2 separate regions of the Homo sapiens genome follow, and region 1 is linked to region 2. A link is a loop called in an ENCODE intact Hi-C map of the cell type or tissue named here. Cell type or tissue: PC-3. All regions are shown on one strand. Each heading gives the region's core, and the rest is flanking DNA. Links, peaks and the distances in the headings are about the cores only. Region 1 overlaps KMT2C (lysine methyltransferase 2C). Region 2 has its middle 23 kb from the start of GALNTL5.

Region 1 (9,412 bases), core at 641-8,640, 210 kb after region 2:
GCTGCAGTGAGCTGAGATTGTGCCACCGCACTCCAGCCTGGGCGACACAGTGAGACCCTGTCTCAAAGAAGAAGAAAGAAAATCAGTTAAAAATGAGTGGGTTACTTCTAAATGGCCCTTCAACAACTGGTTATCCAATGGAAGAAAGCGAAATTGTATTTTAAAAATGTTATGCAAGAAAACCTCTAGAATCCGTATATAATCTAGGGTCTTGACCAAGACTAGATGCAACAGAAAATTATGTATGTTTGTTTATATAAACAGTAACTTTTACAAGAAAAAAGATGTCACACTTGCTGGTAGGCAAAGGATATTTTGTAGGGGAAAATTCTGAATAGTGTAAACTGCTAAAAATTGAAAAATGGACAAAGGATATGAATACGCAATTCCTATGAAAGCAAATCCAAATGGCGGACATGAAAAGCTGCCTATTCAATTAAGGTAACATCAGTCTATATTTATCAGACCAACTAAACAAAAAAATAGTAACACCAGCTACAAATGGGAAACAAGAAAACAGTCTCACATGCTGCAGGAAGAAGTGTGCAGTAAGAGACTTTTTAGAAAACTGGCAATATCTATTTAAATGAAAAGTACACACGCTTTTACACAGAAACCTCACGTTTGGGAATATACCCCATAGGAGTGAAACTATTAATTCATTGTGATATTTGTACAAGATATAGCAACACTGTTTGTTATGAGAAAAATTATAAATCAAATACACACTCATCAGTAATGCAATGGTTTAACTGCAGTTCATCAACACTATGGAACATCAGGTAACCATTCAAAAGAATGAAATGAAGCTACGTCAGTTGATCGAGAGGGACCTCTGATTATTACAGAGAAAAGGAAGACGGAGAAAAATAAATATAACATGATTCCATTTTTATATATGTACATAAAAGTGTATATAGTTCTAAGATATTAGCACAGAAAAACAGGATACATATTAGATCATCCACGGGATCCCCAGGGAGGTGGACAGATGGGAGGGTGGCAGGATGAAATAAGTAAAGAGACAGAAACCAGAGCTCTCAAAAATGCTTCAGGTTAAAGGTGACAGGTTGAACACAGTTAAGATACCCACTAAAATCACAGTAAAAGCACACTCCTCGAGAACACGAATGGGTATAAGAGTGAATGGACTATTTAAAATGAAAAGTAATTGACTTAGCAGGGGAAAGCTAGAACTGGAAGGAGTAGAGGCAAAGCACTAATTCACCCACAGAATCCGAGAGAGGCTCAACAGAGAGGGGCAACAGCAGAGAAAACACAGATACTCCACTCATAATGTAAAAACAAAATATCAAACAAGATCAAGAGCAGAAAGGGCTCGTAGCTAATCTCTAAAAATAGACAAGAAAGATTAGCAGATAAAGTAGAGGAAGTCTCAGAAAGAACAGAGAGACAAGGAAACAAAGAACAGAAGGGGAGAAAGGATATAAGACAGAAATTACTCTCTGACATGCATGAGAATCATCCAGGAGGCCCCACCTCCAGAGCTGGATTCAGTGAGGCTGGGCTGGGGCCCCCGAACCTGCACATCCTAACAAGCTCCCAGGTGACACTGCTGCTTCTAGTCTCAGGTCCACACTGTGAGATCCTGAATCTCAGGGGTTTTAGTGCAAACACAGAGGAAACAGAGGGGCAGAACTTGCAAAAGAATGAATACAAAACACATTTCTCAGACGGAAGGTCACGATGCTCCAGGTTGAAAGGGCTCATCAAGGGAGGAAAGCAATCAACAAAAAGACCTCCACTGAGGTGTAGTTCTGTGAAATGTCCAAATATCAATAAAGAGAAGATCCTACAAACTTCTAGTGAGGAGTAAAAGGGTTCCAACAAAGGAACAAGAATCTGAATGAGTATAGACAAAGGAACGCTGATCCAGTTTATAGGGTAAAGATACTTTGCTGGCTGCTGAGAGGGAACTGGATGGGAGGAGACAGCCAGGCCTGCAGTGGTACAGGCAAGTGATATGTGGCTCAAGATAGGGCTGGTAAACCTAAGAGTGGATCTGAGAGAATTTTTAGGAGAAAACAGAACTCGATGATGCTTTAGGTTTAATCTGGCAGTACTGAGGCCAATGTACACAAACGGTAACATCACTCAGCAAGGAGCTTGTAGGATGGCGGGGTTTAGGAGCTGGACAAGTTTGACAAAGTAAGAGCTTTGTAATTCCATTCTGAGACATCCAAGGAGAAAAATGCTGAACAGGCATTTGGATATTTGGGTCTGCAGCTCAGGAAGTATGGACTATAGGTGTAAACTTAAATGCTTAGCCTATACACGGCCTTACTTGTAAGATAGTCCACAGTCTACCAAAAAACATGCACTGATTTCATGAAACGGTAGCTTCCAAAAGATAAGGTAACTTCCAAAATTGGTGTACCTTTGGAAAATATTTTCATTTGTATTTCTCTCAAGTGCTTGAAACAGCTCTACTGAGCACTCCACAAATCCAGTGTGTGCAAATTACAATGCTACCTGCCTCCCAGGAGCTCTCAACAAGATGCAAAGATGTGGATTCCACTGGTCTGCTTTCCCTTTGGGGAAGCCAATCACCAAGTCCCAAGACTACATATTAAATCCCTAGTGTTACCAAGGGACAGGATTTGATACGATTTTGAAAACACGTTTCTGTCCCTGCAGCTATGTGAAATCATTTTCACATACTGGACATCAATAGCTTCAGATTGCTAGACTCCACCCTGTCTCTCCACTTCCTGTACACAAAGTATTTCTTCACCTGAATCCGAGACCGTGCCAGATACACATTGGATTTCCATTCAGTTTTCATCTTCCGGTACTGCGATGACTTGGAGTGAACAAACTGTTTACTATAAGGTGCGTTCAGTTCTCCAGTGACTGTGCTCTGAAATGACTTTGAGGTGCTGGTGCTGTTTAAGGTGTGAGGCCTGCAGACAATGGCATATCAACAGGAAAAAAATACAAGGAAAACTGAAGATACCTCTGAGTAATGCCCAAAACCAGGTTAATTCAGATTCTTACTGACAGAAACATACATGGAAAGCTGCCTAGCAGAGACACACGGCGAGTTCTCTTATGTAGTTGGGCACATACACAGCCAGACAGCAGGGTTTGTAAGCAGCAGACAAATCAAGCACAGGAAACCACTAATACGCCTAGAAACCCTGGGCTGTACTATGTGAAGTTAAAACAAAATACCTTAACACAAACCTCTTGACATGGGCACTCATTTTAGGTTCAGAACGGGCACAACCTGTGGGGTTAACGGCAAGAGGAAGTTCCATGAGAGGATTTCGGCCGTATCGGAAGGTATAATTTTCACATGCCTCAACCCCAGGAAGCTGAAAAGAAGCAAAGCAGACACAAAGTCACCCCATCTGATGGAGACTACAGACAATCTCAAGCTGGTCAAAGGATGGCCCACGACAGAAATAACTCATCAGCGTTTTCCCCGATAATAAAATGGTCTTCTAGCTTATGTTAACACTATTGGCCTGCAGGTAGATCTACTTAAATATGAGTATGCAAATTCAGTTTCAAAGCCAAACTTAGGTAAACCCTGCCAAATGCTCCTTGAAGAAAAAGATTAGCCCATGCAACAAACACTGGCTGACCAATATACACGCTTGTGTGATTTCAGGGCCTGACTGAAACACACAATACCCACAAACACAGGGCATGTAATGATTCGCATTGAGTTCTTTCCCCTGTATTAATGCCAACTTTTATATCTCTGTCTGGAATTTTACAATTAAAAACAGTTAAAAAATCATCTATATGGTTTCTTTCTTGATCGTTTCTCACTCCTTTCAATTTGACTCTGATGTGATGAGGTTATCGCTCTCCATGTCCTGGGAGCATAAAGCATAGGTGTTAACTCAAGCTTTACTCAAAGTCATTTACATGTTAAAGGTCTTTTCTGGAATACATTGCTTGTGAAATTTATTTCTCTGTAGTCATAAAAGATAAGTATCATTTAGGCAGGGCGATTCCAAAGAAAACAATTAGGCACATTACTCAGTGGCTTTTGGGGTTTCCTCTGCCTGTCCAAAGAAAACACACCAATGATATTTTTATTCTTGAAAACAATGCCTTAGAATCATACAATTTTCTAAAACTATTGTGTAGATATGGTTCAGTTAGACTCACTGACAAACAGGCTTGTAATCTTTTAAGCAAAGAAATGTCAAGAGAGGACAGAAATCAGTGCTGCTGCGATCTACTGCCCTCTAGTGACTTCATCCTAGGAAGAGGGCAGGAGAGTGGCCATAAATACCCAAGTGTCAGGAAATGGGCACACTGACATTCTGAGGTGGGAGAAACTTCAGAAAGGCAAGGGAAGAGGAGAGTGTCCTCACCCATCCAGCACACCCAGAAGATGTGACAAGCCTGGTGTCCTTCACCCCTGCTTGCCTCCAGCCTGGAAGAGAACCTGAAGTTGGTTAACTACCTCAACTGGGTGAATACCAACACGGCTGAGCTCTCCCGATTAATCACCAATGCCTTATTCCTCTAAGAGAAACGGGTTAATGCACAGGCTCAGTCACTTTCTGAAGAGTGCCACAAATGTTACAGCATGTGTTCAAGTGGTCACACTGAATCAGGAAAGCAATTCCAATCTCAAAGCCTGACCAAGACACTCACTGATTCCGCTATGCGTGCCACTGCAGAGACGGTCAGGCCAAACAGATCCTCTCCTTTTAAATACGCTGGGAAAAGCTGGAGCATTTCAGACTTTTTTCTCACACATGCCACAGGCTCCAAAATCTTATCCCAGACACCTACACAGGGACAAAAACATAATTTTTATAGGAAATAGGATACAGTATAAAAAACAAGAGCAAAATGAAGAATAACCACTCACAAGGATTTACTAATTTCCAAATAAATCCTGTTGGGCAATAATCTAATAAATCTGTTTGGTAATAATCTAATGAACCTGTTTATTAAATGGCAGCAATTTTTTTTAAAGACCTAAATTTTGGGGAAAATAATAGATTAAGGACATTAAAGTGAAAAAACTTAATGTAACTGAAATTCATGCAAACAGTTCATTTACTTTCATAGTGGCCATATAACATACCAGATTTTAAAATGATTAGTCTAATTGGTAATGTCTATAGCTATGTTCCTTTCCCCTCAGATTTAAATTAAAATGTTAAATTGATATTTTCTTTGGAATTATCTTTAGAGTATTTTCAGACTTTTTTTTTTTAAGTGCTAAACTTAAGAAAGCAGCTCCACATACTTTTGTTTGTGTACTTTCTACATAAGCAAAAGTGACAATCTAGACTTAACCATGGAGGTCCAAACTAAGTGTTTAATTTCCATCTCTAAACTTACGTAATATCTGATGTTCCTATACATTGTCTTATGACAATGTATACAGTATGATTTAGATGTCATTCCTGCCTTCTAGAAACTGACTTTAAGAAAAAGGGGGTCCCTGCCAGGTACGGTGGCTCACACCTGTAATCCCAGCACTTTGGGTGGCTGAGGCAGGTGGATCACCTGAGGTCAGGAGTTTGAGCCCAGCCTGGCCAACATGCTGAAACCCTAAAATACTAAAAATACAAAATTAAAAACTACTAAAAATATAAAAATTAGCCGGGCATGGTAGCGCAAGCCTGTAATCCCAGCTACTCGGGAGGCTGAGGCAGGAGAATCACTTGAACCCAGGAGGCGGAGGTTGCAGGGAACTGAGATCGCGCCATTGCAGTCCAGCCTGTGCAACAAAAGAGAAACTCCGTCTCAAAAAAAAAAAAAAAAAAAAAGAAAAAGAAAAAGAAAAAGGAGGTCCCCAATGCAAATGACAGGCAACCTTTATCTACAAATCATTCTCGGATTTACCTCACCAACTCGTATGTTCAAAGATATATTGATTATGAAAGTGTTTAGACAACTGTATAGCAAAGAGAGCAAGGTGTGAGAACACAAACATTGGCATTTGTAAATGAAAAATACACATTATAAAATATAAAACTAACATGAGACAAACATGGAAAATTGACAAAATACATTCATTAGCCTGACATCAGAGTAAGTAGCACTGCACAGCATGTGAACGGCAGACGTTACCTTTAGGTGAGATGTCACTTAGAACCAGGTCTTCATGGCCTTGTTCCACAATCCTGATGACAAACACTGGGCGCCCATCCTTCTCCTCAATGGAGCACAGGTAGCGGCAGCGCCTATTGGCATAGCGAGTGCTCCAGTACAGCCGGCTGGCTTCATAGCCCACAGGGAAGAGTGCTTTAGGAGAATGGAATGCTTGCATCTGCTGTGGAAGCAGCTGACCAATTGTGTGGAAGATGAGGCTACCCACGCGAAAGGTATGGTCCCGTTCTCCTCGTTGCACGATGCTAGCAATCTGTCGCACCTCATCACGCTGAACATAGACCCTCCTGAAGACTGCAAAGTAACTTAATTCTTGCTCATGAATTCCCTTTGGTTTGTGCATGGGGCAAAGCATAGTTTTGTCCTTAAAAAACATGCATTGTGCTTTAATGGCGCAAGTGAAGTGATAAATGTTGGTGCATCGAAATCTGTGGCATCCACTAGTGGCACCCGTCTTGTGACAGAAGACACATTTCATTTGTAGGCCTCTCCTCAGAGCTAGCTCCACATTTATTAAGGCACCAGCCTGAGTCTCATAGACCTCCGTGGACCACAGAGCGCAGTTCAAGTGGACCCACAGATCCAAGTCAAGGTTGAGTAGCCTTGCTGGTCCATCTGTCAATCCATCACCTTCTTCATGACAAAAGCAACATTTCCGATAGTCTTTGGGCACAGGATCAGGTTTAAGGGAAGTGCCCAATTTCTTTAGAAATTCATCTATTTCATCCTCACAAGGTGGTTTAAATGTCCCCTTAGGGATTACAATATGAATGCTCCACTTCTTCCATTTCATTCCTCTCCATTTTTTATTGAGCGGCCTGCAATCTTCAAACCCACCATGGACAGCTCTTAGCCGAGGCTTCAGCTTGACTGTCACCTTCAGCTCATCTGGCTTGGCCTCGACTTGGGCTGCTTCAAAAGCAGGAGGGAAGGCGATGGGTGGTGAGGCAGGGGGAGAAGCTTTCTCTGGGAGCTGGGGGAGACAGTGCACATCCAAAGTGGAGATGTTGTTGCTGTACTGATGAAATGCTTTGGAAGGCGTTTCTCTCATAGGTGATTGTGGCAATGAAGGAATGGATTCCTGGGCAACATAAAGAAACCATGACAAAGAAAAATAATTCACAAGCCCGGAAAGCAATTCTTGTTAAGACAAGAAGCTGAGCAGTATGACTGAAGAGGATGGGTGACCTGAGGGGCAGAGGGAGAGTCAGCAGTAAGTGCTGGGGGCTCATGCACCGCAGAAGCTGACCATGCTCTAAGGTGCACAGGGATAGAGAGCGGGTGATGGCAGCTGTGCCGCGTCCTTTCGAGGCCTTTTCCACAAAGCCATAATTCTGGAGAATATTCTGCTCTTACACTTTCTGGGACAATCCCCTTTCTAACTATATTAAAACCAGAAAAAGAAAAAACACACACACACTCACAATGCTGTCAGAAGAGCTAATATAATTTGTACAATGGAACAGTGTTTTTTGTTTAACCAAATAAGAACGCTGCAGCATCGTTTCTTGAGAGCTTATCTCCACTCTAAAATTCACATCTGTTAATCTCAGCCTTAATCAATTGGTGTAAATGTTACAGAAAGGGAAGGAGCCCCTGTCAACAAATGAATCATACTAACTTTTCTCTGAGGCTTCTCAGCTCTGATCCGGCTGCTGAAACAGTTGAGCTGAGGGGAAATCTCCAATAGCTTATTTACTTTATGGTACAGAGTATCATAAACTAATAAACACCAACCCACAGGCTGCCCTCTTTTCACATGCCCCAATCCTGACAAGGTATCTGAAAAAAGACATGCCTTATACCAAATCAGGCAGGGACTGCACACCAACTTAAACTATCTGGTGAAAAAAAAAATCCTTCTTGCATTTAGGCTGATGTATTTTAAGATCTAAATTTATTTGTCATCTAGCCTAGATTTTATTACAGGCATACTACAAACAACTACCTGTTAAAAATAAGTCTTCAGAATGTTCTTCTGTGAAAGACATACCAGAGCAATAACCTGGATGGAGGAATGACTGGCAGTATTACTGTACAGGAAAAGCTTCCTTCAAAACATGATTATAAACATATCATTTGTATCAACCATTAGTTGGACACACTCAAATTACATAAAATCAAGTAAAGCAGACCTCTTTCACCATACTGTGAGCAAAGTGTTTTCTCTTAAAATGCACAAATAGTCTTAAATTTTATCTTTAAACAGGTTTTCCTATTGGGGTAACATCAATAAAAATGATTTTAAAATATTAAGATATTTACGGCCGGGCGCAGTGGCTCACACCTGTAATCCCAGCACTTTGAGAGGCTGAGGTGGGCGGATCACGAGGTCAGGAGTTTGAGACCAGCCTGGCCAACATGGTGAAACCCCATCTCTACTAAACTACAAAAATTAGCTGGGCGTGGTGGCACGCACCTGTAATCCCAGCTACTCAGGAGGCTAAGGCAGGAGAATTGCTTGAATTGGGAGGCAGAGTCTGCAGTGAGCCAAGAGGTGCCAATGCCCTTCAGCCTGTGGGACCAGAATGAGACTCCATCTCAAAAAAAAATTAAACTGGTAAAATTAAAGATTTTAATATTAGTGTTCTGTTTACTGAACTTTTAAAACATAACTCTGCCCACTTCTGTCAAATAACTAAGTTGAAAGAGTAGCACGACTCAAGGCTCCCTACACCCTCTCCTCCTCTGCCGGGTCAGCACCTGCTTTGGATTCCCCACACAGAGCTCCATGAAGGCAGGGACACATCTTTATTCACTCCCATATGCCCAGAACACAGAAGTCACTCGTTACACATTGTTATCAGCTGAGATTATCCTAATCTCACCTTGTTTTCTGAGTTTTTCGCTTGTGCAGTTGATGAATAAAGAATAAAGCAGTTATTACTACAGAAGACAATGTCCTTCTCTACCCTCTTGGTGCTTTCTCGGGAATCCTGAAAAGCAAAGAGAAATGTGTGGGAATCTCAACAAGTCAAAATTTAATAAAAACAGGATCTATACATTATTTTTATGTTATATTCAAAAGTGACAGTGGTTCTTTATCTTAATAGTAGAAAGGAAACTATGTTCCAATATTTAGCATGTGATAATTTAGCTAGGGAAAAAATACATGTATAAAACCAAACTATGTGGTCCACGGTTCACTCTATTTAAAAATACGTAGTCCTCATAATATTCCCTTTAACAGCCTGTTGTAGCTCTTTGGTGTTCAGCCCAAGCACATCTGATATACGCTGGTGCCATCACCAGGAACATGTGTCCATCACACCACCATAAGTGGTGTCTCTCTCTGATG
Region 2 (9,412 bases), core at 708-8,707:
TACAAGGGTTGATGAATGTAAACCAGCTAACAAAGCCCTTACGTTAATCATGACATTTTGCAAAATACACTGATATGAAAAGACATTATCTATATTATTATTAAAGCTAAAAATACTAAAGCAGATTAAACATTAAACCAGACCTATGACTGCATTATTTTTTCCCTGTTAAAACAAACTTTAGAGATTGTATTTCAGCCAAAGAGCCTCATCCCTCACATTAAATTATTATACTCTACAGGGATTTGAGGTTTCGTTTGTACATATGTTTTCCTAGTTAAGTACAAGGAGTTCAACCTTTCACATACTTAAAGTACTTTGCATTTGTGTATTTAAAGTACTATTGCAATAAAAATAATGTAAATTTACACCAGAGGTGCATTTCTGAGCTGGGGCAAAGTGGTCATCTACAGGAGGGGTGGGGCGTGGAGGGAAATGGCAGAGGGGAGGGACGATATCGCCACCTGCCACCTGCCACCCATCACCTCCTAGCAGCTCCCAGGAAGCTTCAAGGACTGCCAAGGAGATCGTTTGTGCCACCCTGGGGCCCCATCAGGTGGAGGGAGGTGTTTGGACGCTGGGATCTCAGGGATCCTCTGGACAGGGACTAAAACACAAGGAACAGTGTTTTGTTTTTATTTTTGTTTTTTGAGATGGAGTCTCGCTCTGTCACCCAGGCTGGAGTGCAGTGGCACCATCTCGGCTCACTGCAACCTCTGCCTCCTGGGTTCAAGCGATTCTCCTGCCTCAGCCTCCCGAGTAGTTGGGATTACAGGCACACACCACCACAGCTGGTTAATTTTTGTATTTTTAGTGGAGACGGGGTTTCACAATGTTGGCCAGGCTGATCTCAAACTCCTGACCTCAAGTGATCCCCCTACCTCGGCCTCTCAAAGTGCTGGGATTACAGACATGAGCTACCACACCACTCAGCCAGGACTGGTGTTTTTATCCCTGTCATCATCACGCACACCTCCCGGTGTGTCCTTCCTCAGGCTGGCCCCGGAGCTTGGGGCGAGGGTGTTGGACAAGGGGATTCAAATGAGCAAATGCCACTGGGCCCTAGGGCCCAAAACAGTTCTTCCTCCTAAAGATCTAATACGGGAATAGACAATGAGAACTGTGTAATCCCTTCTGCTTCTGATCTTTCATAACTACCAGGAATATCGTACACATGGAATGCTCAAATACAAAGACAGTCTTTTCTCAGGTTCTGGTGAAAATATCTAACCCCCTCTGTTCTCATTCATTCACTCAGCAACATTTGTTGCTGTTGTTGTTTTATTTTGTTTTGTTTTTTGAGATAGAGTTTTCCTCTGTCACCCAGGCTGGAGCACAGTGGCGCGATCTTGGCTCACTGCAACCTCCGCCTCCCGGGTTCAAGCAATTCTCCTGCCTCAGCCTCCTGAGTAGCTGGGATGACAGGTGTGTGCCACCATGCCTGGCTAATTTTTGTATTTTTAATATAGACGGGGTTTCACCATATTGGCCAGACTGGTCTCAAACTCCTGACCTCATGATCCACCTGCCTTGGCCTCCCAAAGTGCTGGGATTACAGGCGTGAGCCACCGCACCTGACCTCAGCAACATGTTTTTAGGAGCAGGCTGTCAGCCCCGTGGGCTCCCGAGGTGGTGGGGTCACGGGTGCCTCCTGGAGGAGCCACAGACACCAGCCCAGGTAATGGGGGACTGCAGGGAACACCCAGCAGGACACAGAGGACGTCCAACTGTGGACACTGGGGCGGCATTTCCAAGAAGAGGCCTCTGAACTAAATCTGGGATAGGAGGACAAGAGGCCCTGCAGGCAGAAAGGCACCCAGCCGGGCACACGAGCCACCACAATGCGGGACAAGGGAGCAGGTGGTGAGGCGGGCACGGGGGAAGTGCAGTCGGTGAACCAGCAGCCGGCCAAGGGTGGCAACAGAGGTCTTCAGGCAGGCAAATGAGTCTCTACTTCGACGATGACACCATAACCCTGGCAACAAAAGTGGAGGAGGACAGAAACAGGGAGAAGCCAGTTTGGCAGCTGCTGGAATAGGTGGACGTGGAAGCAACGCAGGCCGGACCAGGGCAGCTCCATATTTCTGAGGTCACACCTAGGGCTCCATGACTCAGTGGGTTGGGAGGAAAAGATGGAAAAAGATAAGAATGATGCAAGGTTTTACCTTTAAAGGTTTTGACCTTTAAAAACCAGGTGAGTACTGACATAATGGGGGAAGAGAGAAAAGGGGGAAGTTTCTGAGTAGGAAGAGAAAAGGAAGAAAGTTCAGTTTGTACCTGTGAAGTTCAAGACGACTGATAGCAAGACTAGATGGAGTGGAATAGGTGGGTAAGGAGGTGAGAGAGGGATGTAGGCTTGAATCATTGGCATGAGCATGAGAAGCGATGCCATGGGAATGAGGGCAATTATCAAGGGAAACGTAGAACAAAGATGGCAAGTGCGTAGAGCACATGGCCCCACTCCTGCTCTCCGTTGCCCATGTCAGGCATTATCAATCAATCACAGCACTCTTCACGCACAGCCAAGGGCTGCAGACATCACTGGAAAAGGATTCCTGGAAGCAGGAATGGTCTGCAGCGTCAGATGCCGCGGTTAGCTCAAACAGGATGACGTCTGAAACAGGCTGGGGGATCAACATCTGGGAAGGCATTGATCTTTTCTTACCTCTCTCAAAGAAACTATTTTTTATTGTTGTTTTAATATTATGTTTATATTTTCTTTTATGAAAGTAACCTTCCAAAATTTGAAAATACTGAATCACACAAAGAAATGGTGAAATTATAGGTGATAATTTCCAGTCTTTTTGTGTGTGTGTCTCTACAGCTATACATAGTTGCAATCATACTGTATACACAATTTTTGTGTATTTCCTGATTTTTCACTGGATATTATAGCATTTCCAATTATTTATTTACCTTTTCTCTTCACTGTTAAGCATATGGGAAGTTTCCAAATTTTGTTGTTAAAATAATGTTTGTAATAAACTATTTTAAAACATAGTTTCCTTTGATTTTTAATATTTACTTAGAATAAATTTCTAGAAGTGTCCGAAATAAACATTTTAAGACTCTTGATATAACAAAATGCATTTCAGAAATGTTGTGCTGATTGGCACTCCCACCAGCAGAGAATAAAAGTATTTAAATGACTGCATGATTTTTAACTATCTTGTTTTTTTTCTTAAAGTGATGCAAATCCCTTTTGGAAACCAGAGTATAGTATAATAAACATACACACACCTAACATATATTTATATGTGTGTTATTTGCATACAATGTATATTTGTATAACTGTATATTTGTATACACATATATACAAAGAAATATCTTTCTCCAAATAATGTTAGTGATGGGGCACCAATATGAACGCAAAAGCCTTTCATCATCTCTTCTACAGGACAGCCATCATGAAACTAATTCCTTTCTCCCTTGTTTAGGGGAAAGGAAAAACAAACTAACATTTATGGAGCAAATTCTTTTTGTTGTTGTTGTTGTTTTGAGACAGAGTCTCACCCTGTCGCCCAGGCTGGAGTGCAGTGGCGCGATCTCAGCTCACTGCAAGCTCCGCCTCCCGGGTTCACGCCATTCTCCTGCCTCAGCCTCCCGAGTAGCTGGGACTACAGGCGCCCGCCACCAAGCCCGGCTAATTTTTTGTATTTTTTTTAGTAGAGACGGGGTTTCACTGTGTTAGCCAGGACGGTCTCGATCTCCTGACCTCGTGATCCGCCTGCCTCTGCCTCCCAAAGTGCTGGGATTACAGGTGTGAGCGGAGCAAATTCTTGACCTGGTATACCGTCAGTTCTTAAAAATGAATCAAGAAATGTGCCACTCTACTAGTGTCCATTTCACTCTTAGAGCAACTTGCACATGATGTAAGTAATATTTTCCTAGTTTTACAAAGAAAGGAAATAGACTTAACAAGGCTAATTCGCTTCCCCAAGGGCATGCAATTAGTAGGTGGTGAAATCAGAATTTACACTCACTCCCGTCTTCATTGAAACGTAGTGCTTAATTTCCTGTGAGCTGCACTGGAGAGAGCTCTATCCTTGAAAGGCAAGATTTTCTTGGTTCTTTCAAAGATGACATCAGAGGGGTGGTGCCTGCTGTTTTCTAAGACTCACTTCTGGTTTCTGGTTGATTAGTTCTTTAGGAGAAGGCTCCCAACCCTCAATAGGAAGCCCAGTCTCCAAAGGTGGCCAGAACACGGTCCCCTCTCTGTGGGCATTAGCCTGGATAAAAGCCAGCTCTGAGGTCATATTTATTATATGATTGTGTAATAAAAGCTCTTTACTGGTGAATTGGCCGCTGGCAGCATTTTCCTGAGAATTCGAGGGAATCAAGTGTACAGAATAACAAGAAAAACAGCGCCTTAGGAAGCGTCCCAAAGGAATGGAGGGAGCACCCGCCATAGGTGCCAGGGACACCCGTGGGTCGCGCCTGTTTGCCTGCACTCTCAACTCCCTTCCTCTAGCTGCTGGGTGTTACTTACTCTGCCAACAATTTGTTACATTGTGTTTTTTAAAACACTGTTCAGGCCGGGTGCGGTGGCTCACGCCTGTAATCCCAGCACTTTGGGAGGCAGAGACGGGCGGATCACAAGGTCAAGAGATCGAGACCATCCTGGCTAACATGGTGAAACCCCGTCTCTACTAAAAATATAAAAATTAGCCGGGCGTGGTGGCGGGCGCCTGTAATCCCAGCTACTCGGGAGGCTGAGGCAGGAGAATGGCGTGAACCCGGGAGGCGGAGGTTCCACTGAGCCAAGATCGCGCCACTGCACTCCAGCCTGGCGACAGAGCGAGACTCCGTCTCAAACAAAACAAAACAAGAAAACACAACACGGTTCAGATTGTCACTGCGCCCTGTGATGTGTCCTCTTTGCCGTAAGGAGTTGTTGTGTAGGTTTGGGAACAAGGGGTAGGGGCATCGCCTCTCCTGCCAGAGGGCGGTAGGACTGTCCGATGACACCTGGTTTCCATAGCACTCCCGACAAGCCCTAGGAGGCTGTTCTCCTTACACATAATTATTCTAGATCTCCCTCTTGTGGACCATCTATGAAATAAAAGACACCAGTCTTTTTTTTTTTTTTTAACAGAGGCTTGCTCTGTTGCCCAGGCTGGAGTGCAGTGGTGTGATCTCGGCTCACTGCAGCCTCCGCTTCCTGGGTTCAAGTGATTCTCCGGCCTCAGCCTCCTGAGTAGCTGGGATTACAGGCGCCCACTACCACACCCAGCTGATTTTTGTATTTTTAGTAGAGACAGGGTTTCACCATGTTGGTCAGGCTGGTCTCAAACTCCTGACTCCACCTGCCTCGGCCTCCCAAAGTGCTGGGATTACAGGTGTGAACCACGGCCCCCCCGCCCCCCCGCCAAAACCAATCATATTTAATAGATACAATGAAGAATGTTATAGGTTATAAGGAATTAATTTCTGTGAGTACTATTTCAACATGTAAGACCATTAGTTTTTTTGTTATGAAATATTACAGACTTTTTAAATGTATATAGAGAATAATATAAAAATACCCATGCACCCACAAACCAGCTTTATCAGATCTTAACATTTTGCCCCACATTTACTTCAGATCCTTTAAAAAGGTAAAATAGATACAGTTGAGGGTCCCTAAATATATCCTCTCCCTAAAGTAATCATGGTTCTGAATTTATCTGTATTACTCCCATACATATGTTTATACTTCTCTACATGTATGTGTGCCAATACAATGCACACTGCTGTTTTATATGTTTGAAATTTTATAAGAAGTTACTGTCACACTGCATGTATTATTCTGCAATCTGTTTTTCTCCCACAATATTATACTTTTGAAGTTTTTCCTTGTGTTTCTGTTTCATTCATTTTCCTCTTCTGTATGCTATTGGTTGTATAAATATCACAACATATTTACCAGTTCTCTTATTCTGGGACATTTAGGTTATTTCCATTTTTCCTCATAACAAACAATGCTGTGGTGAACACACTTGGCCTTGCCTCCTTGTCTGTATATGGGAACTTTTCTAGAATATCCTAAAAGGGGAGTGCTGGCTCATTATACTGGGCTTCTTCAGCTTTACTGCTCATAGAGGATGGTACTACGTTACCTTCCGACCGTCAGCAGAGCTCTTTCCTTTCCTGTCATCTGTCCTCCCAGTGGGCAGCCAGGTGGAAGGAGCAGTAGCCACCATTAATCGAGCCTTCACCATGTGCCAAGCACCAGGTTACACGAATTGCCTGAATTTTCTTGTTTTAAAATGACAACAATCTTATGGGGGCAGCATTAGCAAGCCTGGTTTACAGGAAATCAGAGAAGTCCCGGACGCTGCCCAAGGCCACACAGATAATGAACTGCAGAGCGGAAGTGAAACTGATGCAGCCTCACCTGTCTGATCCCGAGCTGCTATTTGACCACTGGGCTATAAAGATGGTGAAAGACTTACCTGTAGAATTCTGGGATGGCGGAGGACACATCTTCCTAGTGAAGTCTCTAAGCCAGTTTGGTGAGAGCTGAGAACGAAGATCAGAAGAAAGAGGCTGGGTGCGGTGGCTCATGCCTGTAATCCCGGCACTTTGGGAGGCTGAGGCAGGCAGATCACCTGAGGTCAGGAGTTCGAGACCAGCCTGGCCAACATGGCAAAACTCTGTCTCTACTAAAAATACAAAAATTAGCTGGGCATGGTGGCACATGCCTGTAATCCCGCGACTTGGGATGCTGAGGCATGAGAATCACTTGAACCCAGGATGCAGAGGTTGCAGTGAGCGAAGATCGCACCACAGCACTCCAGCCTGGGCAACAGAGTAAAACTCCATCTCAAAATAAATAAGTAGATAAAAATAGTTCGAAGAAAGAAGGAATAAGCCATTTAAATGTTTTAATTATGAAAGTCATTATTATACGTTCAAAAGAGTATATTTAATGTTAATGTATAAATAAGGAACAATAATAAAATGAACAGATGGCAAGAAAGGAGTGAGAGAAATGGAAATTAAAGGTATCTAGATACCTAAGAAAAATAGACTTCAGTGTGAGAAAATAGCAGTGGAGGATCTGACAGCATGCATCCGTTTTCCTTGCAATTACTCAGGCTCAGCGAGTGTTTTTCGACAGTGCAGGAGTCTAAAGCTGCTTTGCCGTGTGCTCAGAACAGCTGACCTAAATCTGGCAGGACAGAGGAGTGGGGACCATCACATCAATGAGAAAAGGTGGAGTGTGCACCTGCCTGGAGACAAAGCAGAAATGGAAATAAGGGCCAGGTGGAAGACAAGAAGAGGGAAAAGGAAGTGTATTCTCCAGCTGGTCTCTCTGCTCAGCCCTGCAGGAGCTGGGAATTCCTCCTGAGCTCCCTGGGGAGCTGTCTGTTTTGCCCTGGTTTGACCAGAGCCTGACCTGAGCACTTTGCTTTTATTTCTCCCTGTTGTGTGTGTGTGTGTGTGTGTGTGTGTGTGTGTGTGTGTGTGTGTGTTTGTTTGTTTTTGAGATGGAGTCTCGCTCTGTCGCCCAGGCTGGAGTTCAGTGACATGATCTCGGCTCACTGCAACTTCTGCTTCCCGGGTTCAAGCAATTCTCGTGCCTCAGCCTCCCAAGTAGCTGGATTACAGGCATGTGCCACCACGTCCAGCTAATTTTTGTATTTTTAGTAGAGATGGGGTTTTGCCATGTTGACCAGGCTGGTCTCGAACTCCTGACCTCAAGTGATCCACCCGCCTCAGCCTCCCAAAATGCTGGGATTACAGGCATGAGCTACCGGCCCCAGCCTCTCTCCTTTTATTTTTAAGGAACTAAGTAATGCAAAACTCAACGGGCCTAGTATGCCATCTGGTAGTGAACGTCTAGTTGAATTAAAGATGAAAAGTGCTAGGGTGTTTGTATTGTTTCGACTAAGACACAGAGGTATAAGTTGTATTTTAGAGTTGTTCATGTTTACTTTACTTGAAAACGAAATGACTTCCAAAATAGAGGAGTCAAAACAAACCAGAAGTGAAAGTTAGCAAGTATTACAGGAAGTGGAAAGGAAACGAATGTGTTGCTATGGAAGTGAAACTGCTTTTTAAACAGCGCATCAAGAGCAGAGTGGGTAAAGCAGGTAGTTTTCTTGGCATGAGTAAAGGATATAGGTCATCTTATGTGCTTTTATACAATAAAAGTATAACTGATACCTTGATCTTAACTTTGTTAAACTGTGAAAAGAGAAAGAACTTGGTGATGTTAAGATACCTCGATACCTTTAGCTTCATCAAAAATGGGTCACGTGCCTTAACCTTGACTTACTCATTTTTCCTACCTTCACGCCTATCATTTCCCCACTTAGAATGCCTTTATGCTACTCAGATTTCCCATCAGAATTTCAACCATCCTATTAAGGACTTTGAAAACCTGACTTAATTGTTTTTTGTTTTTTGGGGTTTTTTTTGAGACAGTCTCACTCTGTCACCCAGGCTGGAGGGCAGTGGTGTGATCTCAGCTCACTGCAACTTCTGCTTCCCAGGTTCAAGTGATTCTCCTGCCTCAGCCTCCTAAGTAACTGGAACTACAGACATGTGCCACCAAGCTCAGCTTATTTTTGTATTTTTAGTAGAGACGGGGTTTCGCCATGTTGGCTAGGCTGGTCTCGAACTCCTGACCTCAAGTGGTCCGCCCGCCTCAGCCTCGCAAAGTGCTGGGATTATAGGCATGAGCCACTGCGCCTGGCCCTGATTTAAATTTTTTATGGAAGTATAAAAATCCATGAAATGCTAAGTCAAACTTGCTCAACTAGGAATTAAGATACAACACAAAACCAAGGACAGACACACAGACCAGGGGAACAGGAGAGGGAGCCCAGAGAGAGACTATATTACATGGGAATCATTACATGATAAAGACAGCCCAGGAATCAGTGGGGAAAGGACGAGTTACTTGTGGATATTTAGAAGTCATTTCAGTGTCTGCAGGGGTAAAAAACCAACATCACATACATAGGACTATTCAAAATGAAGCCAATACCGAATATGAACAGTAAAATGATAAGTTAACAGAATATGGTGATGACACACTTCCTTGCGATCCAAGGGTGGGGAAGGACCTCTTAAAATTTCAAAACACAAGCTGTAAGCAAAAAAAAAAAGGAAGATGATTTTTAGTACATCAGAATGAAAAATTTCTGGTCAACTAGTGGCCCACTGACAAAGTTAATTCAGGCTTTTATTCAACATGCTTGGCTTTATGGCACTTCCCAGATGTTGCATTTCTTACAAATAGAAGGTTTGTGGCAGCCCTGCTTTGAGCAAGTCTGTTGGTGTCATTTTTCCAACAGCACATGCTCAGTTTATGTCTCTGTGTCATATTTTGGTAATTCTTGCAGTATCTAAAACTTTTTCATTATTATATCATTGTGATGATCTGTGATCAGTGGTCTTTGATGTTACTACTGTAGTTGTT

The links. Peaks named below come from ENCODE experiments on the same cell type or tissue, not always from the same donor. Only the 100,000 strongest peaks of a DNase experiment are listed, where the experiment ranks them.
Region 1: a loop joins it to region 2, with 13 times the contacts of the local background. A loop is called at or near these places in 9 of 110 quality-filtered maps.

What each region holds. Positions count from the first base shown.
Region 1 is chr7:152,141,958-152,151,369 of GRCh38, forward strand. KMT2C (lysine methyltransferase 2C) reads right to left here. Exons shown (of 59, transcript NM_170606.3): 51 at 8,943-9,050; 52 at 6,076-7,195; 53 at 4,642-4,778; 54 at 3,196-3,338; 55 at 2,756-2,924. Among named protein-coding and RNA genes, the nearest start is that of GALNT11, 120 kb to the left of the region's middle. In PC-3, for the core only: a CTCF peak has its summit at 4,216 (motif pointing left); no DNase peak of the experiment used is centred there.
Region 2 is chr7:151,928,408-151,937,819 of GRCh38, forward strand. No RefSeq gene overlaps it. Among named protein-coding and RNA genes, the nearest start is that of GALNTL5, 23 kb to the right of the region's middle. RefSeq lists enhancers at 4,897-4,996, 5,017-5,066. In PC-3, for the core only: a CTCF peak has its summit at 5,031 (motif pointing left); DNase peaks (open chromatin) are centred at 4,174 and 4,994; H3K4me3 peaks cover 942 bases.